Regions from separate parts of the Mus musculus genome. Here regions 2 and 3 are each linked to region 1. A link is a loop called in an ENCODE intact Hi-C map of the cell type or tissue named here. Cell type or tissue: heart. All regions are shown on one strand. Links, peaks and the distances in the headings refer to the core of each region. The heading gives the core; the rest is flanking DNA. Region 1 holds the start of Hs2st1 (heparan sulfate 2-O-sulfotransferase 1). Region 2 overlaps Hs2st1 (heparan sulfate 2-O-sulfotransferase 1). Region 3 overlaps Sh3glb1 (SH3-domain GRB2-like B1 (endophilin)).

The links. Peaks named below come from ENCODE experiments on the same cell type or tissue, not always from the same donor. Only the 100,000 strongest peaks of a DNase experiment are listed, where the experiment ranks them.
Region 2: a loop joins it to region 1, with 2.7 times the contacts of the local background. A loop is called at or near these places in 6 of 42 quality-filtered maps.
Region 3: a loop joins it to region 1, with 2.3 times the contacts of the local background. A loop is called at or near these places in 2 of 42 quality-filtered maps.

Annotation. Positions count from the first base shown.
Region 1 is chr3:144,563,642-144,574,287 of GRCm38, reverse strand. Hs2st1 (heparan sulfate 2-O-sulfotransferase 1) reads left to right here and starts at 4,072. Exons shown (of 7, transcript NM_011828.4): 1 at 4,072-4,554. The coding sequence starts at 4,431. Selenof (selenoprotein F) reads right to left here and starts at 3,861. Exons shown (of 5, transcript NM_053102.2): 1 at 3,489-3,861. The coding sequence starts at 3,563. In heart, for the core only: a CTCF peak has its summit at 4,192; a DNase peak (open chromatin) is centred at 3,897; H3K4me3 peaks cover 3,851 bases; H3K27ac peaks cover 2,749 bases.
Region 2 is chr3:144,447,592-144,458,237 of GRCm38, reverse strand. It overlaps Hs2st1 (heparan sulfate 2-O-sulfotransferase 1), which reads left to right. Exons shown (of 7, transcript NM_011828.4): 3 at 4,201-4,286. Among named protein-coding and RNA genes, the nearest start is that of Gm43707, 59 kb to the left of the region's middle. In heart, for the core only: a CTCF peak has its summit at 4,413 (motif pointing left); no DNase peak of the experiment used is centred there.
Region 3 is chr3:144,687,594-144,698,239 of GRCm38, reverse strand. It overlaps Sh3glb1 (SH3-domain GRB2-like B1 (endophilin)), which reads left to right. Exons shown (of 9, transcript NM_019464.3): 6 at 773-862; 7 at 1,286-1,386; 8 at 6,112-6,340; 9 at 6,708-10,646. The coding sequence ends at 6,815. Among named protein-coding and RNA genes, the nearest start is that of Sh3glb1, 27 kb to the left of the region's middle. In heart, for the core only: a CTCF peak has its summit at 6,035 (motif pointing left); no DNase peak of the experiment used is centred there; H3K27ac peaks cover 305 bases.

The DNA.
Region 1 (10,646 bases), core at 835-8,834:
CCATTGCCAAGGGTTTTGTTTCTTATAAACACAGGTCATTGCAAACAGCAAGCACCACCACAGGGAGTCACGGCATTTGAGGTGACCGCCTACGGTCTTCACCAGGCATCTCTTTACTTTGGGAACTGACCATGGTTCATCACCACTTCACACAAGCTGCAGGATCCTTAACAATGATGGGAGGAGGAACTGGGAGGCTGTTTATACTTCACAGGCTACAAGTGAACAAACCGAGACAGAGAGGAAACTGAGGGAAATGGTGCCTATGTTCCCTTTGGCTGCACCCTGATCGGCAGGAGAAATGGAGGCTGCAGGACTGTGATCTGGCTAAGACCACAGGATAGGTGAAGCATGGGGTTATAACTAGCATGAGAGAATATGAAAGGGAGAAGTTAAGACTTGGTAAGTTCTGCCTTTTGGTCCATCTTTTGCGACAGTCTTGTTATATAGCCTGGGCTGGATTGTAACTTGCTACATGTAGCCCAGGTTAGTCTCAAATGTCTGATCCTCCCATTTCAGCCCCCTGAATGCCGTGATTACAAACAGCAGCTCGGATTTCAAGAGGCATCACCACGCCTGGCTCTCACTTTTTAAGTCTGGGAAGTAGATGAAGTTAAGCATTGTATTCTGGGTAATCACAGAGAAAAATGGAAAATTAAGAATCGGGGTAAATCAATTTGATTTAGATGATAGTTATTAAAAGTTAAAATTTGAAAACATTTACCTAATGTTCTTTTTAAAACTTAAAACTAAACAGCACAGTGTCATGGAGAGAGAGAAAGAGAGAGATTATAGAAGCTGTTTTGGAGAATACTTAAATGAAATAATATAGTTCTGACTAATGACCTATGGTCTTATTTGTATTTTATTTTTCTAAGATAGTATGTACTTATTTGTGGTCCTCATTCACAAAGAACAGAATGAAGTTGACACCTGCCCTAAAAAGGTTTCATTCTAGAACTTTGTATCAAGAATCAAATAATTACCAGGAAAGTTTTCTGAGTGTCAACTAAGGTTGAACCTAACATCTGGATTTCAACACTTCAGTACCATCAACTGTCAATGATGCTTCCAGTTGGGACCACTTGTAACAGACCCGTAGAAGTTAACTGGACTTGAGGGTCAATAATGACTTACAAGTAGGCTCCATCTGTCCAGGATATCCGACCTTTGCTTGTAGATGCCCCAGTTCACTCAGGAAACATTCCACTTACATGACAAGGTACTGTCTTCCCCTCCATGTACGTCAGTACAGACAAAAGGTAACCAGAAGCAGGCACTTCTCTAAGGTGAGATCCAGTCAGCACACTGGGAAAAGGAAGTCTCAAGAAACAATAGACAATTGAAAGGTACCTGAGAGATCAGGTACTGACCACCACTGATGCTGATTTCCTGGAGGAGATAAATTCTTAGCTGAAAACTGAAGGCTGAGGGGTGGCAAGATGTCTCAGGGGGTAAAGATGCTTGTCGCCAAGCCAAGGACCTGAGTTTGATCCTTAGAACCCACATGATGGAAGGAGGTTCAGATGGTAACTAGACGACAATCATTTTTATGGGTGTAGGAGAGACAGCTTCTGAGAGAACGAAGTAAGTGAAATTCACTAGAGCAAGTGTCTCCTGCACAACCCAGCCTGTTTGTTCTCTCAGTAGAACAAGCAAACACCGGGAAATAAGCCTGGTAGACAACTTTAAAGACAAACTCTACCTTAAAAGCAAGTGGGAGTGTTTAAGCACAACAGCTTTAGATTTCAGAGATGTTGCTCTAGATGGTAAGGGCAGAATGAGAAAGAATTAGATGTGGAAGCCAGTTAATGGATCATAGGCAAGCCAATATACTGGCCTGAATAACCAAACTCAACCCAAATGTGCATAGAACACATGTCTAGCTTGGGCAATAAGGAAGTTGATAAAGGCAATTTTTACGTAAGAGTCTCAATGCAGAAAGAGGCAATTCGAAGAAAAGCCAGTGGGCTGTTATTTTCAAGAAGAAAGGTCTCATAGTATTGAACTGGTTTTCAGGTATATTTTGGAAGTAAGAATAAGAAAGGCTAGGTAATTGCCAGTATATGCAGTACATAGGAAGGAGTCAACAAGACATCTGAGTTTGAAGTTAAGATTGGGTGGACAACCACCATGGCATACAGGTAGCCATAAGTTCTTCCTACTCTAGTCCTAGCATGTACTGACATTTCTTTGCAATGCAATTCTGTCACTCTTCCCATTCGGCTGTGGAGTTGGGAAGAGTTGTTCACCTGTGGCGTGGTCTGGGGACTTACTCTGACAAGTCTAATGTGATGGAGTTTGGATCTATTTACACAGTGGGAGGATCTGGCTTTCTGTTTTTAGCCTTGTCTCCCAGGAGGGAATCTGTGATCTCCATGGCAAGGTCTTAAGAGGCTTCTGCTCTTTTGGAGTATTGTCCTGAGACGGCTGTGAAAAAGAAGTCAGTCATTTACTGGGAGATGAGTTAGCAGCAGAACTGAGCGGTCCCTGTTAATGGCACTGACTAGAACTACAGTAGCTTTGGGTTTTTAGTTAAATTCACCAACTAGCTCAAACAGTGCATCCATGAGGGAACTGCTTCACTAACATAAAGGATGGTTAAATTGTTTAAAAACATTGATTGGCAAGGGGGTGGGGGCAGGTATTTACAAAGCCATAGCCTACTGAGATTTTGAAGATAGTTTGAAAACATTACTCCTTTGTTACTTTTGGTAGTGGTAACACATTCAAACGACTACAATGGGAGGGAAAAGCCAACAATTTACTTATGTTTCCAGTATAAAAGTTTAAAGGGATGTTCCCTAAGTGTTTTCTGAAGTACCAGATGTTTCAAAACAACATTGTATTGCAATGTAAGACGCTAAGAATCCACTCTTTGGACAAAGTAAGAAAAGCAGAGACAACGTTTGTGAACTATAAGACCTATGAAGAACAGAGTATTTAGAGACCTACGGTATAATTTTAACTTTCCAAAATCTTGGACAAATCACTTAAGTATCCTAAGTACAAAGACATGTAAATATGGGTGGAAAACTCCCATAGAGGAATTTACCAAAAATACAGTTGCTTCATGAGTAGCTAAGTAAGTCAAAACCAGGTTAACTCCTTTCAGAGATTTAGAACCCGTGTCGTCTGGTTAACGAGGAAAACCGCTTGTCTGGACCAAAACCCTTTAAGGTTTGGGAGTTTGTAAGCAGCGGTAGTTTCATTCACTTGTGTCTCACTCAAAGAAACGTCCCTCCTTTCTAAGCATTACTGACTATGTACCCTCTGTGCTCTGAAAAACCGATCCTAGCTGCCTGAAGCGAGGAAACCATCGTCTCTAGAGCTCCGGCTGGAATTCTGCCACGTTTCATTCCGGATGGAAGCGGCCGCTAAGGCAGCCCGTTCCACGGGCGGCTCCCAAGCGTGGCCCCGGGTTTGCCCTTCCACATCCGCGCTCTCCGACCAGCCTTGAGGCAGCCCCAGAGGCGGTCCACACTCACCGCTTGAAACGCAGTCGCCAGCAGCAAGCGCAGCCCCAGAGCGGGCCGCAGCCACCCACCCTGCCCTGCCGCCATCCCTGCGGTCTGCCGTCAATCTTCAGGGGTCTGAGGACCCCTGTGCCGGGGACGTCCACTGCACTGCCTGACGCGAAACCCGCCGCGAAAGGCCACTGCTACAAGCCTATTATCCCACAAAGACGAGTGTTAGTTAGGCGACCATGGGAGCCTGTAAGTGATCGATTGTTAAACAGTCCTCAGGTTCTTTTAGAGATTCAAATTAGGCATTTTCCTAAACTCCCCACACCGGGGCTTCTTATTCACGACATTCAATCGGCTATCCACGAAGCCCCAGCTCGGCCATCAGTAGCCCCGCCTCCTCCAAGTTTACCCAATCGGACAACGCCTTGCTTGAGTCCCGTGACAAGGAACCCAACCGTAAATCGAACCGAAAGGGCGAGAAGCGGCCTCTCTTCGGACCAATGAACACCACTGTACCGGAGGATGGGGGTGGAGCCTCTGGTTGCCGGGCAGCGTGCGTCAAGGCGTGCGCGTGGTGGCCGAGGGGGAGGGGAGGGGGCGGGCCGAGGGCGGCGCAGCCGCAGCCGCATCGCCACCGGAGGAGCGCGCGGCCGCGAGCGACCGAGGGAGGGAAGGGAGGAAGCGAGGGAAGAGGGCGTGCGGCCGTGGGGTCCCGAAGCCAGGGGGCAGCGGCAGCGGCAGCGGCAGGAGGGCGCCAGGGCCGTCGAGTGGGCCGGGGAGAAGCGTGCACCAGGCGGCCGGCGCTGGCTCCCGCGGGCGGGAGACCGGAGAGGAGGAGGGGGTCGCTGCGGCGCGGCAGTCCGCGCAGCTCCCGGGTCGGGGTCTCCTCCCGGCGCTTCGGTCGCCCTCGGGGCCCCGCTCCCCGCCCCCCGCGGTATGTCTTGATCGCGAGCGGCGGGTTTCATGGGGCTCCTCAGGATTATGATGCCGCCCAAGTTGCAGCTGCTGGCGGTGGTGGCCTTCGCGGTGGCGATGCTCTTCTTGGAGAACCAGATCCAGAAGCTGGAGGAGTCCCGGGCGAAGCTAGGTGAGGCAGCCGAGCGGTGCGCCGGGGCCGGGCTGGCGGGTGGGCATTGCCGGCTATAGCAAGTGGGCTTCCTCAGGGGGCCTCGGAGAACCTCGAGAGCTGGGACCCGGGCACGTCGAGCTCCCGCCACCGGGGAGGGAAGCTGGGCTGATGAGCTGCACGCGCGAGGTCTCTGGCCAGAGGGCTGCCCCGTCGGCCCTTCACTGAGAGAGGGGACCCAGGTCTGCCTGGAGCTGGTGCTGCTGGAGGACACAAACGCTCCCTCTCTCTTCTCTTCCAAATCGTTCTGCAAAGCCCCAGTCATGTGCAGAGATGGGGACTGGAATTTGAATTAGGGGCACCTGGGCACAGGATCCTTTGGGGATGGTGGTCGTGGGGAGATTCGTCGCGGGGAGATGGGTAGAAATGGAAGGAGACTCCGGGAATGATGGGGAGTGAAAGCGGCTCACCGTAGTGAGTGGCAGGCATGCCTGAGCCTAGGGCAGTAAGGGACCTTAGAACTGACAGCTTTGGTAGGCTGGCGGTGTGGGACAGCGGAGCCGATGATGGCACGAAAAGGAGACATCTGGGGGACTGAAGTTCTTTATGAGTGACGCTAAACTGGTTGATTTGGGCTTCAGAGTGGGGTCGTAAGTTTAGGCTGATTGCATGTACAAGAGGGGAACGTTGAGGGTTTGGAATTGCAGGGTTTACCTTGTGAAAGGAAAAGAGTGGGGAGAGTGAACCATATGGGTCTCTTAAAGCGTCTCTCTCAGTGCCCGAATGGAAAAGGGTGCTTGAAACACAAAATTGGAGTGCGAACTTGTGCAACAGCAGTCGAAAGCGCGGATAGTCGGGTGCTTCCGGATAGTGGAGAACTTTGGTATTTGGAAGTGCTCTGGAGACAGGGACTTAATCATTGACGCGTTTTGATTTAAAAATGTATGTGACACTTGAAAATCAGCTCAGAGAATGTAATTTGAATATGGGAAACAGCTTTTGCATACACTTTGACCTTGCCTGTTTCTTAAACACGATTTAAAGTTACCTTGAGGAACAGCTAGATGCAGCTTGGGGGTGCGGATTAATTTTCAAGAAAAGAAGTACCAGAAAAGAATTTAAATTTTATATATAGTAGATATTTCCAAGTTTTTGGTAGATTTTAAGGAAGCCTTGAACACATTTTAAAGAATAGTGTTATAAAAGCAAGAATCGTTTGATTGATGTCCAGCTCCGTGTGAAAGAGAAGCCAAAGGTACTTGCAGTCCAGTCCTCCTTTCTAGAGTGAAATTTGAAGAACTACTGAATGTATGTACTGGATTTAGAAAGGTTTTATGTGCTAAAAGTTATTCAGTTTAAATATTGAAGGTTGAACAGTATCTCCTTTTGCCTTTCACGTGGCTCATCTGTACAACATTTACAGTCAGAGTCTGGCCTCATTCATGATCCAGTTTTACAGGAAAGAAAGTGACTCAGCTTACAATAAATTAAAAGTTGTTAAAATGAGCACTTGTATTTACTATTTCTTCAATTGGCTTTTGGAATTCTCTAGCTGTAGAGGCTCAACCTGATTGAATGTGCCTATTGTCTTCCTGACCTAACAGTTTCCTCTCCAGCGCTTGGAAGCTGTTTGTGGACGCCACCAGAATAGCTGAGGATATAGAACACCACAGGTAGAACCATGCGTACCCTCATAGTTTTCATAAATGGGAAAAAAAAAGTCCTGTCAGGAATAAGTGCGTCCAAATGAGTATCTATGAGGGAAACAGCAATTATGCGCCAGAATAAATAATTCTGAGAGATAGGCCAGGGCTGACCACGGTGGGCCAGGCCTGTAGTTCAGTACTCTAAAAGCTGACACCCCAGGATGGTGAGTTCAAGACCAGTATGGGCTGCTGCATAGCATTATCCTGTCTTAAAGAAAAAAAAAAAAGAGAGAAAAAATAGCTTTCAAAGTAACCCAGAGATGCCGGCATGACAGATAATATAACTTTATATCAGCTCATTAATCTTCTGATTAGATTTTTTTTTGTAAATATTTTTATTTTTAAAAGACACAGGTGTTATGTTGTGTTTCCCAGGCTGGGCCAGAACTCCTGGCCTCAAGTGTTCTTCCTTCTTCATCCTTGAGAGAAATTGTAAATGTCCTTCACCTTGCCTCCTTCCCACTCCCACCCCCTTATAAAACCAGTATTGCTTAAAAGTCAGTACTGAGACACTGACCGTTATCCGGACTCCCCAGGAAAGAGACAAAAGACTCAGGTCGTGACTGGATAACTGTTGTCTGTGATATTCTTATCTAATCTTCCAAGAACTCCAGAGATAACTATTTTTCAAATACAGAATAATCCTTAAATTATATGATCAGGCCAGGATTGTATCACCAGTAAGTAACTGGTGGAGTCAGAATTGGAAGGCAGGTATGTTTGCTTCCTAATTGAGGACTCCTGTAATTACACAAGCGGTTTGAGACTTTGTAGTGGCATTCTACTGCAGTTGAGCTCTTTGAATAGCATTTATAAATTGTGTTATCGATGCATATATTGCTGAGAATGAATATTGTTCTGAGAAAACTCAATTTCTGACACAAAGGAATTGCTATAATGCCTTGCCCTTTGCTTATATCCATGTAATGAACGTAATTATATTACTCAGCGAAATGGGCTAAAATAGCTTGTTCCTGCTATTGAAGAAGAAAACCTTTGGTTGTTTGGTGTAATTGTAAGATGCAGCATTAAAAAGCATTTTTATTTTGGCATTGGAAGGCTATTGAACATTTTACCCTTAAAAATAGTTTTTATAGTTTTTTTTTTTTTTTTTTTTTTTTGGCTGTAGAAGATTCCAAAGGGTTGTAATGTCTGTTAATGACCGTAATGCAACCTGGTTAAAGTCAACAATATAGATGGGGAGATCTATCTCCAGTATAGCAATAGGTGTATTCAAAACTAAGGCATCGTTACTGGCCTCTTGGGAAATTATCTAAATAGGAATTCCTAAAGCTCCCAATATTAGTTTTCTACTTTATAGTTTATTTTTTTCTTAAAGGAAATATTCCTGCAGCTTATTGTTATATATTATCTTCCAACTTGCTTTTTTAAATTTAATATTATAAATCTTTTTCATGTCATATCTGACATGTTCTGACTTATTCTAATAGCCATCTAATATTCCAAATTATGTATGTATCCTAAATTATTATGTCAGTAATAGTTTGTCTCCACAACTTCCCCACTTTTAAGTCTTGTTATTTATTTTCTTGATATTATAAACAGTGTTGCTGGTATCTTTAGGTGATGTTTGAATAGGGGGTATGTCTGGGTCAAGGAAACATGTTCCTTACCAGTGTTTACCCCAGAGGTTAAGGCACTGGATGTTGCCAGAGCACACACATGCTCAGGTTTACATTTCTGACACTGAGGCTGTGAAACGATGCTGTTAAGTCAACTAGTAGTTCCTTAGTTTGTAGTTAAGCCTTTTACGTTGTTTATTGCTTTCTACTTGTTCTTGTTCATTTGGATAATTTACTACTTTTTAGTTATTTGGGTTTTTAAATGTTAATGTAAATAAATCATTTGTTCTTTATATCTGCTCTTTTCTAAGTCTGCCTTTGTCTCAACTGTGGTATAGTTTATACAGAAAGGTTAAAACTTTACACAAATCTTAACAATGTAGGCAAGTAGCTTTCATTTGAGACTTTGCTGAACCAAGGTAGTATAGTCTCTGTACTTGAGTAGAATACTTTATAGTTTTTATTTTATATTTGCCCTTTAAACCGTTTGTTTATGCACAGAGATTTACTGTGTTTTCTGATAAATAATCATTTATGGCAAATGTATTCATAAATAATCTGTCTTTTCTCATGTAAACCCTGTTATTCCTATGCTAAAGCTTTGTGTTCTCTCAGCTCAGTTGGTTTCATAGTCCAGTCTTTTTCATTAACCTGAAGTTCTTTAGACATCAGGAACATGTGTGTGTGTGTGTGTGTGTGTGTGTGTATGTATGTGTGCACATATATACACATACATATGCATACATCAAGATGTGTGAATTTTCTAAAACTATATATAGCTCTTATCAGATTTATAAGGGATGATGTGATTCCCTATACTGGTTTAAAAATAAATCACCAATATTTAATAGTTTAAGTAACCCAAGACAGAAGTTTTGAAAACCATGCGCTTCCAGGTCAGATTCTTGGATGCTGCTACGCTGCTGTGATAAACACTTGCACACCACGGGTCACTTTTTGAATGCAAGCACACTGAAAGCTTAGGCTCAGCTCCAAGCGATTACTCATGGTACATAGGAACCCGTAAGGAATTTAGGTAGAGATTTGGGTTCTCTCTCTTAAGTTACCTCTGTAAACATTCCAAAGTCAGAGAAACACTTGGGGTTCTGAGTTTGTGTTTCGGCCTGTAGATATTAGCTGGTAAATAAAGCAAGCATAGTTTTAATAGTCATGTTGACAGCCTTTGGCTCATTGTTGACATGTGCAAGATAAGGACCATAGTTATGAAGAGCTTTCTCTGGGAAGTTACGCTTGAAAACGTTATTCTGAAAAAATGCATTCCTGATTGTCTGGCTAGATGGTTATGTTCAAGATGGTGTGGTTGTAGATCATATACCTAATTTTCTAACAAATGTGAAAGAATAGAAGCGAAAATTAATGTAGCCGTGACTCAGAACTGTAGCCTGCTGGGCATGGTGGCACACGCCTTTAATTCCAGCACTTGGGAGGCAGAGGCAGGTGGATTTCTGAGTTCGAGGCCAGCCTAGTCTACAGAGTGAGTTCCAGGACAGCCAGAGCTACACAGAGAAACCCTGACTCAAAAAACCAAAAAAAAAAAAAGAAGTTGCTGTTTGTGAAGAATAGCTAGGACTCTCAGGAGTGTGCCCATTGCTGGTGATGACTGATGGAACAGGGTCACAAAAGCTGCTTTTCCTACAGAATCAGAGAGTTAAGACCTTCTTCCTATAGGGCGTAAACATTTTAAATAGCATATGTGAGTCACACATTTATGAAGCCACTCTGGGCTTATGGATGTGTGAGGGTATGGTCCTTTGAGTGAGGAACATGGTTCCATGTAAATTACGCAGTTGTTGACTTTGGTGAAAATTGTTAAGTACTGTTGTCTCAAAATTCTACCGAAGAACTAATTCCAGGGTCACCGCTGAGACTGCTGTTTTGGGATTTGGTAGTTTTCGAGAAATGCTTGAAACTATGCAGATGCCACCTGTAGGCAAATGGAGCAGTAGCTACAGGTGAGAGGTCTTGATTATCAGGTTAGCAGGGAAACAGGAAATTTTAGAAATGCTGGTTTGATGCGTCACTTACCGAATCTTGCTGAAGATGGCCGGAAACATCACTTGAAGTAGCTGATCGCATGGTAATTCCAGGTGGTCTGTTTCTCGTCCTGGTAAGCTTTCTAATAGTTCTGTTTAGCATGTAGTAAGACCAGGTTGATAACAAATATCCAAACACTGTTCTCTGGGAAGCACTTCACAAGAGCGGATGTTCAGAAGAATTTGATAGGGTTCACAATAACTTCATTATTCACTGTTTTCTCTCCACCCACCAGCGCCTGTAGTCAACGCCCTCTTTTCTGCCTGTTAACTACAAGTCAGTGCTCCAGTTGGGTCACGTGTGCATCTGATCCCACCCTCCATGTCTCAGGACACAGTTCTAGAAGTTTTCTGTTGTACTGTCGTAATCATGCACCCACCCCCCGCCCCCCGCCCCTGCCATTCTTCTGGATTCTTTGTGAACATATTTCTCTCCAAGCCCCAAATTAGAAACCACCCAGCTAACCCTTATTCCACAACCCTGCTCCCCTTCCCAGAACTCTGTAGAACTCTCTTTAGGTACAGTCGTCACCGTGGCATTTCCTGAATGCTGTTACCGTTTGTGTCTTCATCTTAGCATGTCAACAGAATTGGATACAATTCTGGATACATGCTTCATAGGCATTGTTTATTGGGGCCCAAGACGCACACTGTTAGTTGTGTGGGCCTCCATTTCTGTCTCCGGGCCCCCTTTCTTCCTACTCGGTTTTGAGAGCTTTCTGATTCTCTCTCAGCTGGTGCTTTATATGTTGACAGTTTATAAATGCAGT
Region 2 (10,646 bases), core at 1,361-9,360, 120 kb after region 1:
GTTTTTTTTTTCCTTCAAGTCCTTCTTGTTTGTTTTTCTGTTGAAGTTGTTCTGTGGTAAGTGGAGAGGTTGGGGATAGAGTTGCTGAGTTGATGGGACAGTTGCCTAGTGTCTGCAAGACTGTGTCCAATGTCCCTCCTTTAACCACACACACACACACAAACACCCATATAATTAGCTAGTTGCATGGGCAAATGATTGATGGTTTTCAGTGTCTTTATAAAAGTGAAGGCTATAGGATTTCCTTGATCTCTTCCATCTCTAAAATTCTGATTCTGCTAGTCAGTTCAAGATTGCTTATAGCATAATAGTCTGCCTTTTCTTCATCTCTAAGAAACTCTTCCTCTGTCCAGCTGGAAGTAACTTTAATTTGTGAACCGTTTTTGAAATGCTTGCATCTAGTGCGCTTCAGGCATCGCTGGAGCGGTGGCAGAAGCCAGGGTCACTGCTTCAGCCTCCTCTTTGTTTTGTGTACTGCAGTACTCAGGTGCCTGTTTTATGTACTGCAGTACTCAGGTGCCTGTTGCAAACCCTGCTGGCTTTCAGGGTCAAGGTGCCCAAGAGTTTCTGTAGCCCTCAGACCTGTGTTGTTAGGGCCACAGAAGAAGCCTCATGTTAATAAGGTTAGGAGCTGTCTCCTGAGCCCACATCTTCTGAAACAGTGGTCTTCATTTGGTCCAGGAATGAGTGACACCACTTCCTGAAGGCTTATTAGAAATGCAGAATTCCAGGTACTAACTGCTTCAGACCTGCTGTGTAGCTATCTGTCTCAACAGGAATTCTAGGTGGTTTGTTTTTTGCACTTTGAAGTTTGAGAGGCCTACAGCAATCTAACCCAGCCTCCTGGGCTTCCCCTCCTGTTAAAGGACACAGGTGGGATGTGCCAGTCACCCTCAGGATGCTTCACGTCCATGTGGCCCATCCTCAGGAACGTTTGGGGGAAAGAAAGGGTGCCTGCAGTGTTCACGTGACTCCCAGTTCTGTGAGTCTCTCACATCCACTCCCTATTTATATGCTCTGTCCTGTCTGACATTTGCAGTCTGCCGCAGCGTTTCCGTAGAATTTAATCTAGCACCTTTTTCATTTCCCTCCTGAACCATCCTGTCCACAGGAGATCCCGGCTTTGGAAAACAAAGCTGAGTTTCTGAGTATGCCTCAAGCTCTGAAAATGATCACCTCTTTGCCACCCCCACCCCATGTGTGTATGGATGTACTGCCTGCATATATATATGTCTATGTGGCATGTGCATGGCTGGTGACCGCAGAGGCCAGAGAGGCCATCAGATGCCGTGGAACTAGAAGTACAGGTGGTTGTAAGCCGACATGTAAGTGCTGATGACCCAACCAGGTTCCTCTGAAAGAGCAACCTGTGCTCCAGCCACTGGGCCATCTCTCCAGCCGCTCTTTATTTTTGGTTAGAAATACTGTAGTTGGTTTTCATAGGACCCAACATAATTAACAATAACAAGTACATTTCATGTCATCGTGCAGTTTATTCTTCATTCACTATTTTGTATTTTTATTCTGCCTAGTACTGAATTGAAAGAATGAATAGGAAAGAACACAATACCTCATACACACACTTGCATGTATTTGGCTCATAGTGTCACTACCATTTACATCAGTGTATCAGCCAATAATGTAGCCCCTTAAACCTAAACTGTCCCAGAACTGTATTTCCCAGCAGACACACTAGCGCATGACTGCATCTGTCCTGTCCCTAACCCACAGCAGGCCTTCTGTAGGAAGCAGCTGTAATGCTGGTAGCCTGAGGTCAGTGCTGTAGAGTAGGTCCGTGTAATTCAGATCTAAATGTTGGTGAAAGACTGATACCTCACTGTAAGTGTAGGCTCTGCCTCCCGGGACTGAAGCTGCAGCTTGGTTCCCTGCAGTGTAGAGGAGTGGGCCCTGCCATCCCTCTGTGTCTGTCTAGTCTCCAGAAGAGAGTCCTGACCAGCTGTTGTTTATTGTACAGAGAAATTGTATAGCTGCTGGCACACAAACAGTTTAAATTAACTACTTGTTTTCTTTTTAAAAATTCTTTCTCAATTTTTTTAAAAAAATAATTAATGGACACTTACAGAATTTCTCATGTTAGCTTTTTGTATACTTCCAATTCCAGGAAGTTAGGAAGCGCTTGGGAGCTGGAGCGTTGCCGCAGCAACCAAGGATGCCCACTGCTCTCTCATAGGGCCTCAGCTCAGTTCCCTGACCCACACCAGGCAGCTCGAAACAGTCTAACCCCAGCTCTGCGAGGGGCGACCCTGTACTCACCCGCAGTCACACTTATATTGCACAAACCCACACATTAAAATTGAAAGAGAATTTTAGATACTTGACTAGCTTATATGTTTTTATTTGAACAAGCTTATATATCCACCTTTAAAAATCTTACAATCATCTTTAGTCATTTTGTTAGTCGTATTTCAATTTGCTGAGGTATAAAGAAGAATGTCCTTTAAGTGATTGCTTTTCGAATGCTGTGTCAGAGAAAATATGTAATATATAGAATGAGCTGGTATGGTGGAACTCTGTATGCCCAGGCCTTGGGAGGCAGTGGCAGAAGGACCAAGAATGTGACGTCACCCTAGATGTGCTGGGCGTGAGGCTAGCCAGGGGTATGAATCTCTGCTTGTATAATACATGTATTCATATGCACACAGAAAGAATTCTTTAGATTGGAATGTTGCTTGCTTTTTCAGTGTGTATTTTTGATAGGGGGTGTATTTTTTCTGTGTGCTGGCTATTTGTATGTCAACTTGACTTAAGGTTGGCTCATCTGGGAAGAAATCTTAATTAAGAAAACACCTCCAGAGGCAGGCGGATTTCTGAGTTGGAGGCCAGCCTGGTCTACAGAGTGAGTTCCAGGACATCCAGGGCTACACAGAGAAACCCTGTCTCGAAAAATCCAAAAAAAAAAAAAAAAAAAAAGAAGAAAGAAAGAAAAGAAAAGAAAAGAAAAGAAAACGTCTCCATAGGATTGGCCTGCAGGGAAAGGGAAAGCCCACCTTGAACAGGTGGTCCAGACTGTTTAACAAACTGAACATGTCATGAGGAACAAGCCAAGAAGTAGTATTCTTCAGGCCTCTGCATCAGTGCCTGCCTTGTTTGTTCTCTCAGTGACTTTTCTTGAGGCTGGACTGTCAGTGAAATAACCCTCTCTCCTGTGTTTGCTTATGGTCATGGTGTTTTCTCACAGCAATAGAAAGCCTAAGGAAGACAGCAGGGTCCTCTAGAGAAACAGTAGGAAGAAAGAAGACACACACATTTTACATTTGTATTATGGATGTGCATTATAGTTAAGGGGAGTGGTTTGGAGTGGATCAGGGATCAGTGGTTAAGAATACTTGTTCTTTAGATAACCTGAGTTTGGCTCCCAGCACCCCCTGTGGGCAGCTCATATCACCCATATCTCCAGCTCCATATCTTATGGCTTCTGTACATATATGTATAGAAACCTGCAGATACATGCACACGCGTCCATATAAGTAACCTTATAAAAGAGAGCGAGTGTTAGAATGTCTTGCACAGTGCTGTCTGGGTAGTCCAACAAGGGCTACCTTCACACTGAAGCCACAGAGAACCCTGAAACTGCCTAGTGCACAAGGCTCAGGGCCTCAGGAGCCCCAGTCTGGCTCTGAAGGTCTGGAGAGTTCCTGAAGAGCAACTTACCGTCAGTTCAAGTTTGAAGCCCGAAGAACCCAGGTTCTAATGGAGCAGCGGCTGCAGCGGTGCAGACAGCTATAAGATAAATGAACTCTGTCAAGGTGCAAAGATAAAGGGGCAAATACCACCTTTCCCCGGCCCTCCTTCCATCTGTGTATCCCTCCTTCATCTGTACCTCGTGCAGCTCGTCCCACTGCAGACAAGCTCATCACGAAGTCTCTTGCAGCTGTGCCAGCCGCTTATCTCTTATTGATTGTAACGCAGTGAAGATGGCAGTGATGATTTGCCCTCATGGGGGTGAAGTACACCCCTGCGTCCACCTCCCGCCCTGTGTAGACTGTGTATACTGCACTGGTCATGGCCGTGGTAAAGTAGTGCGTTCAGACTCCACTGACTGCTCTTACTTCAAACTGGCCTTCCAGCCCCATGAATGCGGGGACTGGGTCCCGTTCCTGAGTGGGAGGTCTTTTGTTGATGACAGAGTCTGCTTTCTTTCCATTGCAGTGAGGTAATGAGAATGTCCTCCTCTTTTAGGTGCGCTTTGTGAAGAACATAACCACCTGGAACGAGATGAAGCCAGGCTTCTATCACGGACACATCTCTTACTTGGATTTTGCAAAGTAAGTAGCATCCAGAATGATGTACTGAAGAGTGCTTTGTCTGTCCTCTGCCTGTGAGCAGTGTTAGACACACTGACAGGCCACTTGTACACTGATGATTTAAATATTCCTTCCAGTGCTTTACTGCCCTCTAGTGGTCATAAAAGGACACGTCTCGAGCTAATTATGACAGTTCACATTCTGTTATGTTAGGGACTTGTGGCAGTTTCTCACCTGTACTGGAGGCCGGCTGATTACTCCACGAGTGTGCGGTCAGTCAAATGGGCTCACCAGGTCACTGACAGAGAACAGAGAAACCCCCCTCAGTTTCTGGTACCCTAATATGCTTTTCCTCGAACCACTGTGTTTCAGCTTTGAAATTATGAGATATAAGGGGAGACTTTTTAAAAACTAAGAATTTTCTTTTATGTTTGAATATGATTGTATAAGTCACGGTAATTTTGTCTTAATTCTCTTAAAGAAAAGTTCAAAAGACTGCAGAATACACAGTGTTCAAGCATTCTGTGGCCCCCTTGGGAGCCCTTGCATCTTTAAAGAGTAATCAGAAAATTGGTTAAAAGGAATAGTCTAAACATAAGACCCGTTTGAACATTCTCCATGGAGCACATGGCGCTGTTACAATAAAAGCCCACACGCACGTGCTCTGCTGATAACCCTCTGCTGACTTCAGAGACGACGGAAAGTGACTGTCCACAGTGGGCATGCGCAGCCTGGTTCTACCTTAGCAGCGGTGTCTGCTCTAAGAGAAGCTCGCTCTGTCTCGGTTTCACTTTTTAGGTTGGAAAAGGAAAAGGACAGAACAGCGTGCCGTAGGGTCAGACAGTGGGACATCCTAGCTTCTCTGGAAATCATATAATTAAAGAATTGCCTGAATATTACACAATAAAGTGATATATCTTGATTTCCCTCATAATCCCTAAGATCTTTTAGTAACATTGTAACTTTCAAGTTAAGTGTACAGTTTTCTATAAATAATTCATACTGCAATATTGAAAGCATTTTATAGGCGGCTTTAAAATAAACTAAAAATTCTCTCTGCAGAGGCCCTGAACCAGTTTCCTAGACTTCATTCACATGTGCGTGTTCCCTGAGGGCTACGCTACCCTTCACTCAGAGTGTCTTACCTTTCACCTAGTGGTCTGGGGCTTTTCTTTCTCTACATGGCCTGGATTCTAATACTGTAGGTTTTCATTATTAAAGTTATACATTGAGTGCCTTGGCTTTGGGCACAGTCTTGTATGTAGAACAAGGCTCTGATGTTCACCGAGGTACTTGAACTTGAAACGGATAAAGCATTTTAAAGAATAATCTTATTAAACACTGACAGCCACACTGGGTTTGAATATTTTCATAGTGGCTCATGTTACTGGAAATAATAATATATTGTAAAAATTTTAATAGAATGACAATTTTAAATAAATAGCTAAATGGAATCAGTTAGAGGAAGTTGTTTGATGTGTTCTACTGTATACAGTCAAGAAATATTGTAGATGTGACCATTCCTTAGCTTGATAGTCATAAACTCCATGATTGAGGAAGGAAGAGAGAAACATCATTTGCCAATTTAGAGTACCTTATTCTTCAAAACATGTTATTGAACTGAGTGTGGTGGCGTATACCTGTAATTTTAGTTACCAAGGAGACTGGTACAGGAGGATTACATGTTTGAAGCCAGCCCAGACAACTTAGCGAGATCCTATCTCACATTTTAAAGTGAGGGTTTAGGAAGACGGCTCCATGGGTAAAATTGCTTGGATCACAATTGTGAGGACCCAGGTTTGAATCCCTCGAACCCATGTGGAAACCAGGTATGTAGCTCAGGCATCTACATATGGTCCCAGCACTCATGGAGAGATGTAGGGGACAGAGGCGGCTCACCAGCCAGTGACTGCTGGCAGCAGCAGTAAAACCCTGTCTCAAAGGAGTGGGAAAGGAAGGATGACAGGAAAGATCGTCCTCTGACCACCGTACACCGTGACACATGTACTCCTGTGTTCACACGCACAGCAAATGCACAACACAGCTAAATGATTTTTTGAGTAAAAACATGTCTCTTGAGCTGTGGCTCTGTAGTAGAATAGTCACCTAGTTAGGATAGAAGCCCTGGGTTTACTCAGTCCCTGTACCACCACACACAAAATACTATATGTGGGTGATTAAGAGCACTGGCTGCTCTTCCAGAGGATGTGGGTCAGGCTCCCAGCATCCACGTTGTGCCTCACAGCCAGACATGGTACACAGACATTCATTCAGGCAAAACACCTTACACATGAAATAAAGAAGGTCTCAAGAAAGGGCAGAGAAGGAAGTACAGGTTCCTGCGTCCTTGGCTCGGTGTGATTCCCTAAGTTACTTGCTGTAACTTAGAAAAAATGGTAAATTCGTGGGGGGGGGGAAAGATGTTTAATTTTCCAATTTATTAGACAGATAATAAAAATTGAAACATAGTTGAGTTTTCTGGAGACTCAGGGAAAGAATGTGGAAAAACAACAAGTGAAAGATCCTTTGTGTTTGTACACTCTAGTACAGACGTCTCGATCAAGTCCTGCCTTTGTATTTTCTCTACAGTATTAGGATAGAAGAAGAGAAATGTCTTTTTACCTAGCGGCTTTGATTGGGGTTCTATCATGTGCCCTTTGTTTTAGCCTTGTGGTTTCCTGAAGCACCTCTAAGTGCTCAGTCCTTGTTTGTTTTCTTCCTAGTGATAAGCAGTCTTCAGAGAGTTGAGCGATGACAAATTAATGCCATTGACTTTAACATTCCTTTATATAGGGTGGACATTTTCAAGATGCCAGGATTAATATCAAATTGAATAGTTGTAGTTCTTGACTAAGGATAGGTTCATCAAAACCCCCTTTCTTTCTGGAGTGAAGAGACTATGCCTTACTAAAATAGACAGTATTTATAACGGTCCTATATAAATGTATGTTGTTCATGTATCAGTAGCATTTATTGAATAGGAGTTGCCCTAATAGATCAGTTGTCCTTGATACCACAGCATCATTATCAGTGAGACGAGCAGATGCCAACAAGTCACTCATTTTTTGAAACTAAGCAAAGGCAGTCTGCCACTAGTATGAGCCATTTGTGGCCAAGAGTCCCACCTAAATATGTACAGCACGAGATATGACATAAGACTGTTTCTCGCCAGACTTAAGCCAAATGAATGGCTAGCAAGAAGGCTCGGGATAAAGGCGCCTGTCCCCATGACCCACGTGTGAGGAGAGAAGCTTTTTCTGCAGTTTCTCTGACCTCACACAAGCACAGCACACACGGCACAGCAACAACAATAATGGTTTAAAGATTGGCACTAAATCTAATGCACTGCAGAAGTCTCGGAATGCAGTTTTTCCCCAAGGCTGTCTCCTTCCAGCCCCATTGCCTCTCTTTGAGACTCCAGCCAGTAGATTAGGCTCCTTGCAGATGCCCTGCGTGTGCCCGGGCTTTTAAAGCTGTTCTTGGTTATTTCCTCCAGCTATGCACGTGTGCTGGTAAGGAAACGATTCTAGTGTTGCTCCTTTTGTGCAGCACATAGCTGACATGCATAGATGTCTGAAGTGTCTTCTAGAGAGCCCGCTGGGCTGGCAGGTAGATGTAAGTGTAAATGTGTTGGAAAATTGTCACCTCACACCAACCAAGTGGACTCCTCTTTCCAGGGGGATCATTCTTGCCGGTCAGTAGTTTACTCTCCTTGAACAGAAATACATTTCTACCCTTCTTCCCTGGCCAGGATTGACGGAAGAGTCTCCAACCATGGAACTTGCTTTTCTCCCCATATAAGCTGTATAGTCAGCAGAGGTTAAACCGGTAAACCCTGTTAGCTTTGTCTCTTACTCGGCTGCGCTGTGTGTCCCAGATGCCATTTTTACTGTGCCCATTTTCTGTTCCAACCCCTTGCCTCCAGTTCTTTATGCCTATATAACCCTTCCGCAGGTACAAGTAATGGTCCATTCCTAGTTTCAGAATGAGTTCACTGATCATCTCATTAAAGTTTTGCTTCATACATAACACCCAGAATGTTGTCAGACAGCTGTACTTTGAGTAGAGAAAGGTTTGTAATATGCTGTGTCCTGTTTGCTACCCCACCCCCTGGTCCATGTGTCCAAGCCTAGGGAGACAAGGAAGAGTGCAAGCATTCTGGAGTGAGGTCTGGCTCACAGCTAATGGGACATAGAGGAGTTTCCCAGAGAGCCCGTCTAAGGGCCGCCGTCTAAGGATGCCACCGTGCCCTGTGTTCTCCCTCCTTGCAGCTTCTCTTATGTGACTGTCTCTAAGCTGAAGTGTTTCCTGTGTATTGCTGGATGTTCTCTCACAAAACAGCGTGACTGGTTAGATCCCATAGTCTGTCCACCCCAGCTAATTAATTCCTAGCCCCTGTGTGCTTGGCCATGGCCGCACTTGTGATAAAGTCCCAGACAGATGCACAACAGCCACAGCCATTCTGTAGCCTCCCCTACTCCTTAGGTCACAGTACTTGCTACACAGTCTACAACACTCGTTTCCTCTTTAATGGTTGCTGCTCTCTGGACACTCAGAAGACATCGTGCAGCTGGGGCAAGCATTAGCAAGACAAGCCCAGAGTTGATTTTTACTGAGCCTAATAGCTCACAGGTACCGCAGGTGTCTGACAAATAATAGCACTGTTACACAGTGGTCATTGGGGGTCACAAGAGTGTGTCACAACCCTCTTCATTCTGAAACAGTAGCCACCCACCTCTGAAAAGATGAATCATCGGACTTCTCTACTGGAATCCTCCAGTGACCTCACACGTGACTCACAAAAATGAATGCTTAGAGCGGTCTGCAAGGCCCACATGCCTGCACTCCCCAAGGCCTCCCAACCTCTCATCGCCATGTCACCTTGTACTCTCCCTGATGCTTCCGCCAATTCTTTTTTCTCCAAGCAGCCAGCACTAGAATCTTCAAGACCTTCATTCTTAGGGTTCCCTCTTCTCAGAATGCTTTTCCTTACCACATATCTGCATGTGTCCCTTGTATGTAACATCAGTGATGGTTTGGTGGAAAGTGGCTCTGGGCTGTGTGCGTCCTCTGGCCCCGGCCCTGGTACCCTCCTCTTGTCTCCCTGACATGCTGCCGTCAGTATTTAGCCATCAGAGCTCACCGATACGCACTGTCTCTGCTGCCAGGAAAATGTTAGCTCCAGAAAAGCAAGGGAATAGGAGGAAAAGCCAGCCAAGAGCAGCATCGTAGATACGGGTGAGCAGAGTGGCTTATGGGATGTGGTGGACGGGCAGCTTGCCTAGAGTAGAGTTCAAGAAAACAATAAGGTGGCATCTAAGATGTAAGACCAACCAATGTACGATGACTGAGGAGTTGGGGCGCGGTTGGCGCCATTGTTATTTTCATGGTGCTAGGGATGCAGTCTAGAGCCCTGGACATGCTAGTCAAGCTGTATCCCAAATCCCAGACATTTGGGGTTGATTTCAGCTACCAACGAGATTTATTTCAGGTTTCTGAAGAGCAGATGACTAACAGATGGTGTTTTAGGAAAACAGTTGAGAATTGCCAGGTGAATAGACAGGGGAGACCCTGGACACAGGACAGCCACCCAGCGCATTGCTGTCTTCTATGGGCACTGCAGAGGTCAGGTCCATTTCCTTGGGTTTTGGTAGGGGTTGTTCCACTTCTCTGCACTGCTGCTGTGCATCGGGCAGGTCATCCTCCTCCCCATTTTGCAGGCGAAGAGTTGCCTGGCGTTGAGTCCGAAGATGTGTGTCTCAGGCTGGTTGGTTCTCAGAAGAGTCTCAGTGTAGTGTTGATACTGCTATTTCAGCTAATCAACGTTTGTTATCTTCCTATGAGGCTTGTGGGGTGGTACTAACAGATAGAAGGCAGCTTTCTTAAGAAAGCTGGGCAGCTACCCTTATAGCTGGTACAGTACATGCAGCTTCAGGCACGGGACACCTGCCAGTTTCTACTGATTACATGGTAGGAGGTCTCCGAGGTCGCCTCGGCAAGTCAGGCACAGTGAATGTGACCCCATAGGATGGCACTCATGGTTTCTAAAGGCTGCATGGCGTTTGAATTGTTCCCGGGATACACAGTGATGGGTGGGACATGTGTCCGTGTCTGAGTGCCACACAGGACTCGTGAATGAGACACTAGTGATAGGCTCCCTGGGATCTGGTCTCAGCATAGGCTGTGTGGCTGCTTAAACTCCTCAATAAACAGAGGCATAAATATGCCGCTGAGGCACAGTGTGGCTGGACAGGGCTGCCAGGGCCGCCAGGGCTGCACTCACCTCCAGGGTGTCTGCTAGGCCTAGTCCCTCAGGACAGGACACCTCCTTACTCTTTGAGGGCATAGGTAGATATTCTCTATTGTTTCTTGAATTATTTT
Region 3 (10,646 bases), core at 1,510-9,509, 120 kb before region 1:
ACAGAAGTCAGTACTACTTCTCATTTCCAAAGTCAGCAACTTCATCTTGGGAACTGGAGAAAAGCCCCAGTGAGGGTATTTATATCACGTAGATCAGGAGGTTAGAGCACTTCCTTTTTCCTTTGAAAAGAAAAGGGTGTACTCAAGACCAACTCTAACTGGCAGAAAAACTCCAATCTTAATGATGCTAATGACTGAACCCTATTATGCATAACTTAGGGAGAAATCGTAAAAGAAAGTTAGGGTATAGGACCAAGAATCCCATGAAGGAAGCCAAGAGCCTGTCTTAGTAACAAGTGTTGAGTAACGAAACACAGAGGTGGGAAGCCTGTGGCTTTACTCTTTAACCTTCTATTTGAACTTGAAGACTACTGTTAAAGTGCCAAAGAAAAGCACACAGTAATAATTTGGAGTTTTAAACATAATACTGCTTTATACTTATAAAATGTGGTACTCTTATGATTTTGTAAAATACTCAATTCAGCAAAATACTAGAAAAGGTACAAAGATATCTTGACAGTCATAATGTGTCCAACTAATGCTTTGGCATGGGTCGAGTGCTGATAAAGGATGGGTTGTGTCAGTTGTGTTTGGTGACACAGGTAGGTCTAGAAACTCAAAAACAGTTAAGACATACACAAAAGAGTTGGTGTATCATCAGACTCTAATTTGGAGTATATTGGGAATTTCTTTCTTTTCTTTTTTTCATTTTGGTATATGTAAAGTGGACTGAGTCTTCTATTGAGAGCCTAACAGTATGTTATAATTTCAGTCTGAACAGGAATTGAGAATAACTCAAAGTGAATTTGATCGTCAGGCAGAGATTACCCGACTCCTGCTTGAGGGAATCAGCAGTACACACGTGAGTGTTACATCATTGCCCCAAAAAAAAAAAAAAAAAAAAAAAAAAAAAAAAAACGCTGAGACAACCCCAGGCAGCTAAGGAGGAGCATGTGCAGGCGAGAGCTTCCTGTGGCATTTACCTCTCAAGGAAAGCTGAAGAGAGTTTACAAGGATCTGAAGAAATGTGTTCATTTTCTCTCACATCTCACCACACATTTTACACATTGCATAAATTTTCCTGCTGGTTTCTATTGGCTAAACAAAGTTTGTCAACATATTGTTCACCAGTAATTCATCTTAGTAAGTCTGATAGGAGTACCCCAGTAATAAGCTTTACAGTAGGTTGCCACCGCTGATTCTCCCTTGTGACAGTGTTAGCCTTTGTTCCCCTTGGCTTGTAGCACTTGAACTTCTGAGAATGACCGTAACTTTTCCATTGCAGGCCCATCATCTCCGCTGTCTGAATGACTTTGTAGAAGCCCAGATGACTTACTATGCACAGTGTTACCAGTATATGCTAGACCTACAGAAGCAACTGGGAAGGTAGTGTCTCCCTTTCTATGTGAAAGTCATGATAGGGGGAATAGGCTCAGTGGGGAGCACTGGCTGGGCACACACCGCAGCATGGATCTGTTACTGCAACACCAAGCTGGGAAGCGAAGCAAGAGAGTCCACTTCCCAGGCCAGCCAGCAGGGTCAGGAGGGAGGGCAGCGGGAAGTGGACTGAATGAAGCAAGCATGACACCTGTTGTACTAAAACTCTACTCTGCTCACTAACAACAACAACAAAAGACATCATTTGTTTAAGTCCTGATGAAAGACGGTCAAATTTTTTTTATATGTGAGGGCTGGTGACATGGCTCAGTGTGTAAAGGCTCTTGCTACCAAGCCTAATGACCTGAGTTCAATTCCCAGGACCCACTTGGAAAAGGAGAGAACTCCTAAAAGGTATCCTCTGAGCTCCACATGACCTCTACATGCCCACCACATGCCCACCATGGCACATACACACATACCACAGAAAATAAATGAAATTTAATTTTAAATATTTAAGTTTTTTATGTATAATCCAACAGCAGGAATGAAATTTTCTAGAACAGTTAAAGATTCTGTTAGCTTGCATACAGTTGCCTTTTTTGTTATTATCAGACTTCTGAGGTAACATCTTTAGCATTTCTAGCACAAAATGATGTTACCTGAAAAAGATACTGAGGCTTAACCTCTCTCTTACTACTGAATACTTTTGCTGTTTGTTGAGGAAGATAGACATGGCTACATTAACACTTTATTCTTAAAGGTAAGTTAATTCATGTTTGTTAATTTTGGAATAGTCCGAAGACCCCACGCCCCTTACATAATTATTTTGAATATGGTAATATACTTTAAAGCAAAATGATATATAAAGCACATAACTGAATCATTTAACTATTAAATATTTATAGAATCCCTGCCTTAGGTCGCAAATGTATTCTGGACTTACATCAGCAAACAAGCCAGGGTACTTGCCTTGGGGAAGCTTATATGTAAGGTGACATTTTAACAATGTATGTAGGATCTAAGAGTATCTGCCATGGATAGACCAGCCACGTAAAGTGGTAGAAGGAGCAGGGTGCAGTGAGGACATCTAATTATGGCCCGGCTGACTCCAGATGAGTTTCCCAGCTGGAGTTATTTTAGTGAGAGTCATATAGATGCACAAGGCACGGATAAATGTTACAGGCAGACAGGATACAGGAGAGATGAGAGAAGCAGCGAGGGAGTTTGGGTAATGGACAATACTTTGATTCTAGTGAGAGCAGTGGTTTAGTGGGTAAGGAATGCGGCTGGAGGTGTGGACTGGGTTGCAGCATGAATGGCCATAAAAGTGAACTGTAGTAAGGAGTCAGGTACTCACAGAACCATTGAGCAAGAGCAGTGACGTGTGAAGGAAAGACAGCAGAACTTACAGTTTAACAAGAGAGTGTTGATCCTGCACAGTCATCCTTCAGATTTAGGTCCACTCTAAAGTTAGGCAACATCACAAAGCTAAGTTTGGATCTTCAGAATAAACTGGCAGAAAACTAACAAATTAGTGTTCTGGTAGACCTGCATGGTTTACATTTCTACATACTTGGTGTTTTAGTAATCGTATTCATGTCTGAATGCAGAACAATTTAAACCCGAGAAACCTAAACACTTCCTTCCCACTTGCCCTGAGACTCTGCGAGTGGAGCAGACGGGTTGTACTTGTACATACTTAAGCTATGCTGTCCTGGGCACACGGCCATGGAAACCCAGCCGCATCACTGTACTCTGCAAGCACCTTACAGAGTAGAACCAGTGCTGTCCTAGAGAAGAAAGTCCGTCTTGCCTCTCTACCTTCAAAGGATTGCATTACTGTGACAGGAGTAGAGGGAATGTTAACCCTCTAGTTTCTTCCAAGATCCTTTTCCAAGAGAGGGTGGGATGTAAGGGCATATGCCTGCAGGCTTGTAGTGAGACCCAGGCGGGCGGGGCCAGCCTGGCAACATAATGAACCTTTTAGCTAGTTAGTTACTTCTTCCTTTAGGTTTTACTATGCAGACCTTAACAAATAAGAAAGCATCCAGACTGCACTAGCCAGCCCAAAGCTATTCCTAGAGAAAAAAGGCATGTTGTGATAGCTGTGTTGATAGTAGCAGCTGAGTAACTCTGTCACTTCTGTAAGGGCTAAAGCTGTGCCCAAACACTCCCCACACACGTCCTGCGTGTTTCATAGACTTTGCTATCTTCACCACCACACAGAATGGGCACTGTTAGTCATAAGGAAGCAAGAACCAGGCACACAGGTAGTGATTTTTTTAAATTATTTTTATAGTAATTAAAAGGCTTTAACCTTTCAGCACTTTTGTTAAAAATAAAGATTCCGTAAGTCTGGGCTCTGTGGTAAGGTGGCAAGCTAGAGAGAGTGCTAGAGTCCTAATCATGGCACAGAGAGTTGAATCAACAAGAGCAGCTGGCAGGACAGTGGTGGCGGCGTTTGTTATCTGAGATGCTGGCAGAGGAACTGTGACAGACTGAGCAGAGGCTCCAGGTAGCTCTTTGTAAAACACAGCCAAAGGGAAGAGCATCTGCAGGTTTGTTCCTTTAAATCCAGAGCTAGCAGTGAGTGGCTTCCCAGGTAGAGGAGAAGGACGGACTAGACTGAGAGCACATGGTTGTATCGGACAGAGGGAGGGATTGCGAGACTCGTCTCCGCAAGACACAGTTCTGTACCTACAACAGGATCAGCCGCAAAATACAGGCAGCCATCAACAGTAGGAGACTAGGCACCACTCCCTCGCTGTTATTAGTCCTCTTCACTAAAAAGGACGAAGTCTGTCATCTGGCTGCAAGGCTTTGGGAAGAATGGCTGGCATTTTGAAGGTAAATGAGAGGCTATAAAATGGTCACCAGGAAAACACGTGAGTTTCCTAGACCTAATGTACAATGCCAGGCAGCATTGTAGACCAGTTTAAGGGGTTTTACTCACAAGTATAAGACAGCAACAGAGATTTTTCTTTTTCTTCCAACACAGTGGCTGCACTAGTACTGAGCCCGTGTGTTGGGGAGAATTTGCCAAGTGAATGTAGTGATGTGAGAGTGTGCAGGCATGGCGTGGTTACCGTAACTCACTCTGGACACAAAGGAAGGCTAGCCTGGTACTGGCAGGCTGTGTAAGTGGAATTATTAGAGGAAATGTGATAAAGAAGACAGTAGAAACTATGCTGCTTCACCTTGCATTTTCTGAGATTAGTAAGTCTAGATGGGTGGGAGGCTGAGGATGGGCAGCAGCTGGGACCTGGTGGGAATCAACACAGAAGTTCATGAATATAAGAGGCTAAAGTTTTGGAAAAATTGTCTTGCATGGCTATTAAAATCACCAAGAATTATATATAATATCATTCCACTTAGTCAGGAAGTATATTTTAGCAATGAAACATCTTCAAATGTTTGCAACAAAAGATGGGACAATATATGGGAGACTGGTGTGAAGGTCTAGAGAGTTGGTTAGGGAAGGGTAGAAATGGGAAACATAGGGTCGGTCCCTGCACTGTTGACCTCTGCAGTCAGACAGGAGCAGGGTCAGACAGAAACATGAGTCATGCAGGGCATGTTGCTAGTGGCTGACTGGTTCTAGGCAGGACAGTGGTCATAAGGAAAATTTTGTCAGGCTATATAGATGGCTCAATGGTTAAGAGAACTTGCTCTTGAGAAGACCTGAATTAGATTCCCAGCACCCACATGGTAGCTCACATCCATCTGTAACCTCAGGTCCAGGGGATCCAACAGGAATGTGTAGTGCACATACATACATGCAGGTAAAACATTCATGCACATAATGTAAAATAAATAGAAAAAAATGTAAGGACAATGTTATTTTCCGAGGCATGAATTTCGTACTGCTTAACAGATAAAAGGCCTCACATGTTTTTATGACTAGCTTGATTAAAGCATAAGTATGGGCAGGGTATGTGACTCTGTAGAAGAGCATCTGCTTGCACACACAGGCCTGCTGCTTCAGTAGGAAGCGGACCGCACAAGCAGCTTTAAACGCATTGGAGACTCTACACTATGTCACTTCTTTATTGTAGGGCTTTAATTTTTCCTTTAAAATTAATAGAAAAATTACCTTGTAAAATTTGCTATATTCTCCTATTAAGTTTTATATTTCATCACAACTATCAATCATAATAAATTAAGTTGAATGCATTTTCTCTAGGTCTTTGTGCCCATAAAGTAATCATAACACTGGTTATTCTTAAAATAGCAATGCTGAACATGCTAGACAGTACATACCTGTTCCTGATAGGAAAATGTGATATATTGGCTTTATGACAAAGCTCAGGCAACCAAATATTTCCCAAAATAAATAAATAAGGAAACTTCACTTTTACAATAGTACCTACTATTTAGCTTTTCTTTGTTTTAACAATTCACAGAGAAGAAAAGAGATTAATCGTGTGGGGGGGTGGGGGGGAATGTATATACTTAAGAATAAACATCCACACATATATACCCCAGAGAGGAGTGTTAGCCAAAATGTTCTTTAAATTTAAGTCAGTAAGGAGAGACAGCTTTGAAGTATTTGAGTACTGCCTTCGAGGGAAGAGAAAAGCGACCATATACTTCCTCACTAAAGGACATCTTTCCAATGAGGAAGTTGGTAACTGGTGACACCAAGTGGTGAAAGTGAGGAACTTTAATCACTGGAAGAGAGATAAGTAAAGTTTCTTTTTTTATTTATTTATTTTTCTTTTTTTCCAACAGTTTTCCATCCAATTATCTTTCTAACAACAATCAGACCTCTGGGACACCAGTGCCATATGCTTTGTCAAATGCAATTGGTCCTTCTGCCCAGGCTTCAACGGGTAGCCTTGTAATCACCTGTCCTTCTAACCTCAATGACCTTAAAGAATCCAGCAACAACAGGAAGGCTAGGGTCCTCTATGATTATGATGCTGCAAATAGCACTGAACTGTCACTCCTGGCCGATGAGGTGAGTGATATTTGTCCAGGAAGAAAATTAGATCATAGACAAACATACCTAGTCTAATATTAGTGCAAAATGTAAATTTCTCACTGTAACTTGGAAAGAGTTTATTATGAATGTTTCATGAATTTCAGTTGTTAATATTGACAATTTAAATTTTTATTTTATATATTAGATTAATAGAAATAATGTTTTAAATGTTTACACGTTTTACTTATATATAGAACTGCCACTGATAAAATCCATAATTTTTCAGCTAAATGGATATTTTAAGTCTTTAAATAGTGAATAATTTAAACATTTAATGTAAATCTGATATTTGCTATATGCCTATGTTAATATAGTTAATAATTGGAAATATTATATTTTGTAGGTAATCACTGTGTTCAGTGTCGTTGGAATGGACTCCGACTGGCTAATGGGAGAGAGAGGAAATCAAAAGGGCAAGGTGCCAATTACCTACTTAGAACTTCTCAATTAAACAGGGAGACCACGAGAGGTTACCCATCACAACACCATATTTATATAAATAACTCTAAAGCAGGTTTAAATATCTTCCAATGTTAATGTCATAAGAGACTGAAAAAGAAAAATTATAAGCCATCAGAAACTGGCCATTCTGCCAATAAAACTGCATGGTTAATCCTTCATTACAGAATCTATGTTAGCGATTTCATGACAGGAGTGTTTTCTTAAACAATTCTCTTTCTACTGAGGTTTTACTAACAAGCAACTTCTACTTTTGAGCCCCAACTTAAAAATGAAAGGATTCTTTTCTACTGAATTTTTCATTAACAGGAAGCTTTTTCTTTTATGCAAAATAAATTTATTGTGCATGATACCAGTGACTCATTTATTAGATACAATAGCCAAAGAATAAAGTAAAAACTCCTTTTTACCTTGCTGCCCAATAGGAATCAGATGACTTAAATACTAGGCCTTACTAGGGTCTCTTGGCTTTGGAGTTTTGCTTGGTTTGGGTTGGGTTTGGTTTATTTATGTTTATTACACTACTGGATAGTTTCTTTTAAACCTGAGTCTTGAAAAGTATTACCTTATTTCATAATTTTGTTAAGATTGCAGAACACTGGGGACAAATTCATTCACTAAGAATAATCTTCAGATTATTCAGTTGCCAAAATTTGATGACCAATCAGAATTGCATCCATTGAGAAGATACTACACTACAGTAAAGATTTGTTGTTGAACAATGATTGTGTATAAAATACAGATTGGTGCGACAGCCTTCATTATAGGCCAAGTCATGCAGTGGATGCAGTCTGTCTTCAGCAGGATCTTTGGTTATGTGGCGCGCGCTCTGGAGGTTGCTAATGACACATTTGGAACTAGAGAATTGCTGTGAGGACCATGCTATCCATCAGCAAACGTTGCTGTGAATTGCCAGTTGAGGAATTCTTTGGTTAGGTCTTCATGTCTCACTCGTTCATCATCCATCCATTCAAAAGACATTTATTGAGGGCCAGGTACTTTGTTGATCAACTAAGTACACCTCTAACAGGATTGATATTGTGATGGAAGAAATAAAAGTGTTGTGTTTAGGAATTACCTGGTTTGGGTCTGAGAAGTCAGAAGTAGAATCCCACGTAGAAGGAAAGACTTGTTTTGGGCCTAGAACCAACAGAACATAAAATTGTCCAGAGTACCTTAGTAGCGGAGTACAAAGGTGTAGTTCACTTACTCACAGAGTCTTGTAAACTTTTGAGCCCTAAAGTACTATTTAAATAGCACTTTAAAGCATCCATTTGTGTTAAGAGCTTGGTAAACATGGAAAACTTGGTTCTTGGTCTCAGCATTAAAAACCCCTTTCTCTGCAGTCAGATAAATTCCTCTGCAGTTTTCTAGTTCTGTAAGACTCTGACTTACACTTGAGTTACATACTTGAGGGACTCCAGAGACAACTGAGATGCTAGTGTTCTAGGGAATCAAGTGAATGAGGTTTGTTGTTCTTTTTCTTCCTCAGAAAGGAAGTTTTATAGCCTAAAGCGCCATCTGTTATATTTGTCCAAAATTAGGTTTTGAGGGACTATAGAAATTTGGGTGACTTTAAACAGCAGCTTCAGTTCAGCAAATTCAGTTTATGGGAAATAGATCAGTGCAGGAGAAAATATAAATATGGACTGAATTGGTTCTGGTTTGTATCCTCACATATTGGGCTCCCTGGAGTTCAACTCAGATTTAGAGCTGCCATTTTTTATCAGTATAATGGGAATAAGCATTGTTACCTAGCAGGAGACTATTCCACAAGTATTACTTTGTGTTTTGTGCTTTTAGGCAAAGACCTGGCATATAGTACATATGCTGTAAGCCCAGATGTCCTTTTCAGTCCCTGACACATGGGCAGTGAGGAACATGTCTGACCTCTGTGCTGTGCTTGCCCCCTTCAGCCCATTCTCCACCTCCCGGAAACCCGAGCAGAGCCTCCTCACCCCGCCCACACTCCTCACCCCGCCCACACTCCTCACCCCGCCCACACCCCTCACCCTGCCCCACACGCTCCTCTGTGTAAGCTCTGTAGCAGGACCCGGTGCTTCCAGCAGGAGTGCTGGTTACTGAAGATGCGCTTAGACACAAGAGGACCCACCCAGGCTGTAGTGCTAAGAGGAGCAAAGGCGCTTTCCTTGTACCTTTGTCTATTATCGATCCAACGTAATCTTTAGGCCTGCTCTTTTGTTTTCATTTTTTTGTTTTCATGAGCTTTATTGTTTGGTTGGGAGTTTTCTTTAATTTTGGTTTTGACTTAAAGTTATGAGTTTAGTTTTTGCTCACGTAAAGGCCCAAGGAAATTGTGTATCATAGAAGAAAACTCTTAGAAAACCCATTAATTCGTGGTGTAATTCAAAGTTATTTAAATAAACTCTTGGCGCCTGAGCATAATTCAGTAGCACATTAATGAGTGGAGGGTACATATATTCATAAAATAATAAATGAGATGTTTATAGGCCCTCTACAAACTGAAAAAGAAGTGGATTTTAACTACCTTTGTCCTTAAAGGAATCTGACCCACATGGTTATAGTTAAAACATTTTTTCATGGTGCTAATCAAAAAAAAAAAAAAAAAATTCGTGTTGCAGGAGATGAGGTTCCTAAAATGAGAATGTACCTCACTCCGATGGAACAAGGAAAATAAGGCCTAAGCCAGCATCCCCAGGTTGCCACAGCCCATCCTTCATAGCAGGAAAATAAGGCCTAAGCCAGCATCCCCAGGTTGCCACAGCCCATCCTTCAAGCAGGAGCGAAAGGAAGCTAGTGTTAGTCAGGAAGGATGGTTCTGAGGAGAAGTGGCAGCGGGGAGGAGAGAGGGTGGCACAGACTTGTTTATGCAGAGAGCTCTCACAGAGGACTGCTTTGTCACACAGTCCCAGCACCTGAAACTTTGCAATGAACTGCCTAGTGGCACAAGCCAGAGTGAAGAGCTGTGGAGGGGAGCTCGGCTCACAGCCAGATCTGCTTCACGCCCTCTGCTTCCCTGTGTGCTTCCCTCCCTGTCACATCATAAAACTATGACGTAAGGGAAAGTTCACACGAGACTTTAAACCAGCCGTATCAGCATTGCTGCGAACTTGTTGAAAATGCTAATTGCTGTTTTCAAATATTCTACCTTATTTATACTTTTGTCTACACGGGCCTGTGGATTAGTAGCATTAATCTTCCCTGTGACCGCTTTTTAAATGTTTTAAGACAAAAACCTAATTTTACTTTCTTTACTGTGTTCTAACTATTAATTGTAATTATGTTGTTATTTTTATAATTTATTTATTTAGCATGTAACTGTCACTTTAGAATGTAGCCTTTCTAAGATAGAGACTATAATTCTGTTAATCATAAATCACTCTTAGCACACAGCTTGGCTCTTATATGCTCAATAAATACTTGTTGGGTAAAAGGGAAAAAAATGCTAATACCTGTGTCTTCCCCCACAAAACCTACTGAGCCAAATTCTGGAAGCAGGGCCCCACAGTTGTCCAGGAAGCCATTTGCATGGCCCTGCGGTAGTCAGTTGTAAGAACCACCGCAGGGCCGACAGAAGTGGCCATTCACCCTCAGGCACCAACGATTGACAACACTTGAACATTTCCCCTTGCCTCTGTTAGCCTTACCGCCACCCTCACTGGTTGAGGTCCTTTCAGACCCGTCTAAGAAGTGGGTCCGAAGGTAGAAGGATACAGTCAGTGTCAGTGAGGAGAGGACTGCGTAGAAGAGCAGGGCCTGGGTGACAGGAGTCTGGGAATGTGGACCTACCTCTACAGCAGTGTTCTCACCTGTGTCGTATGACCCTTTCACAGGGCTCGGC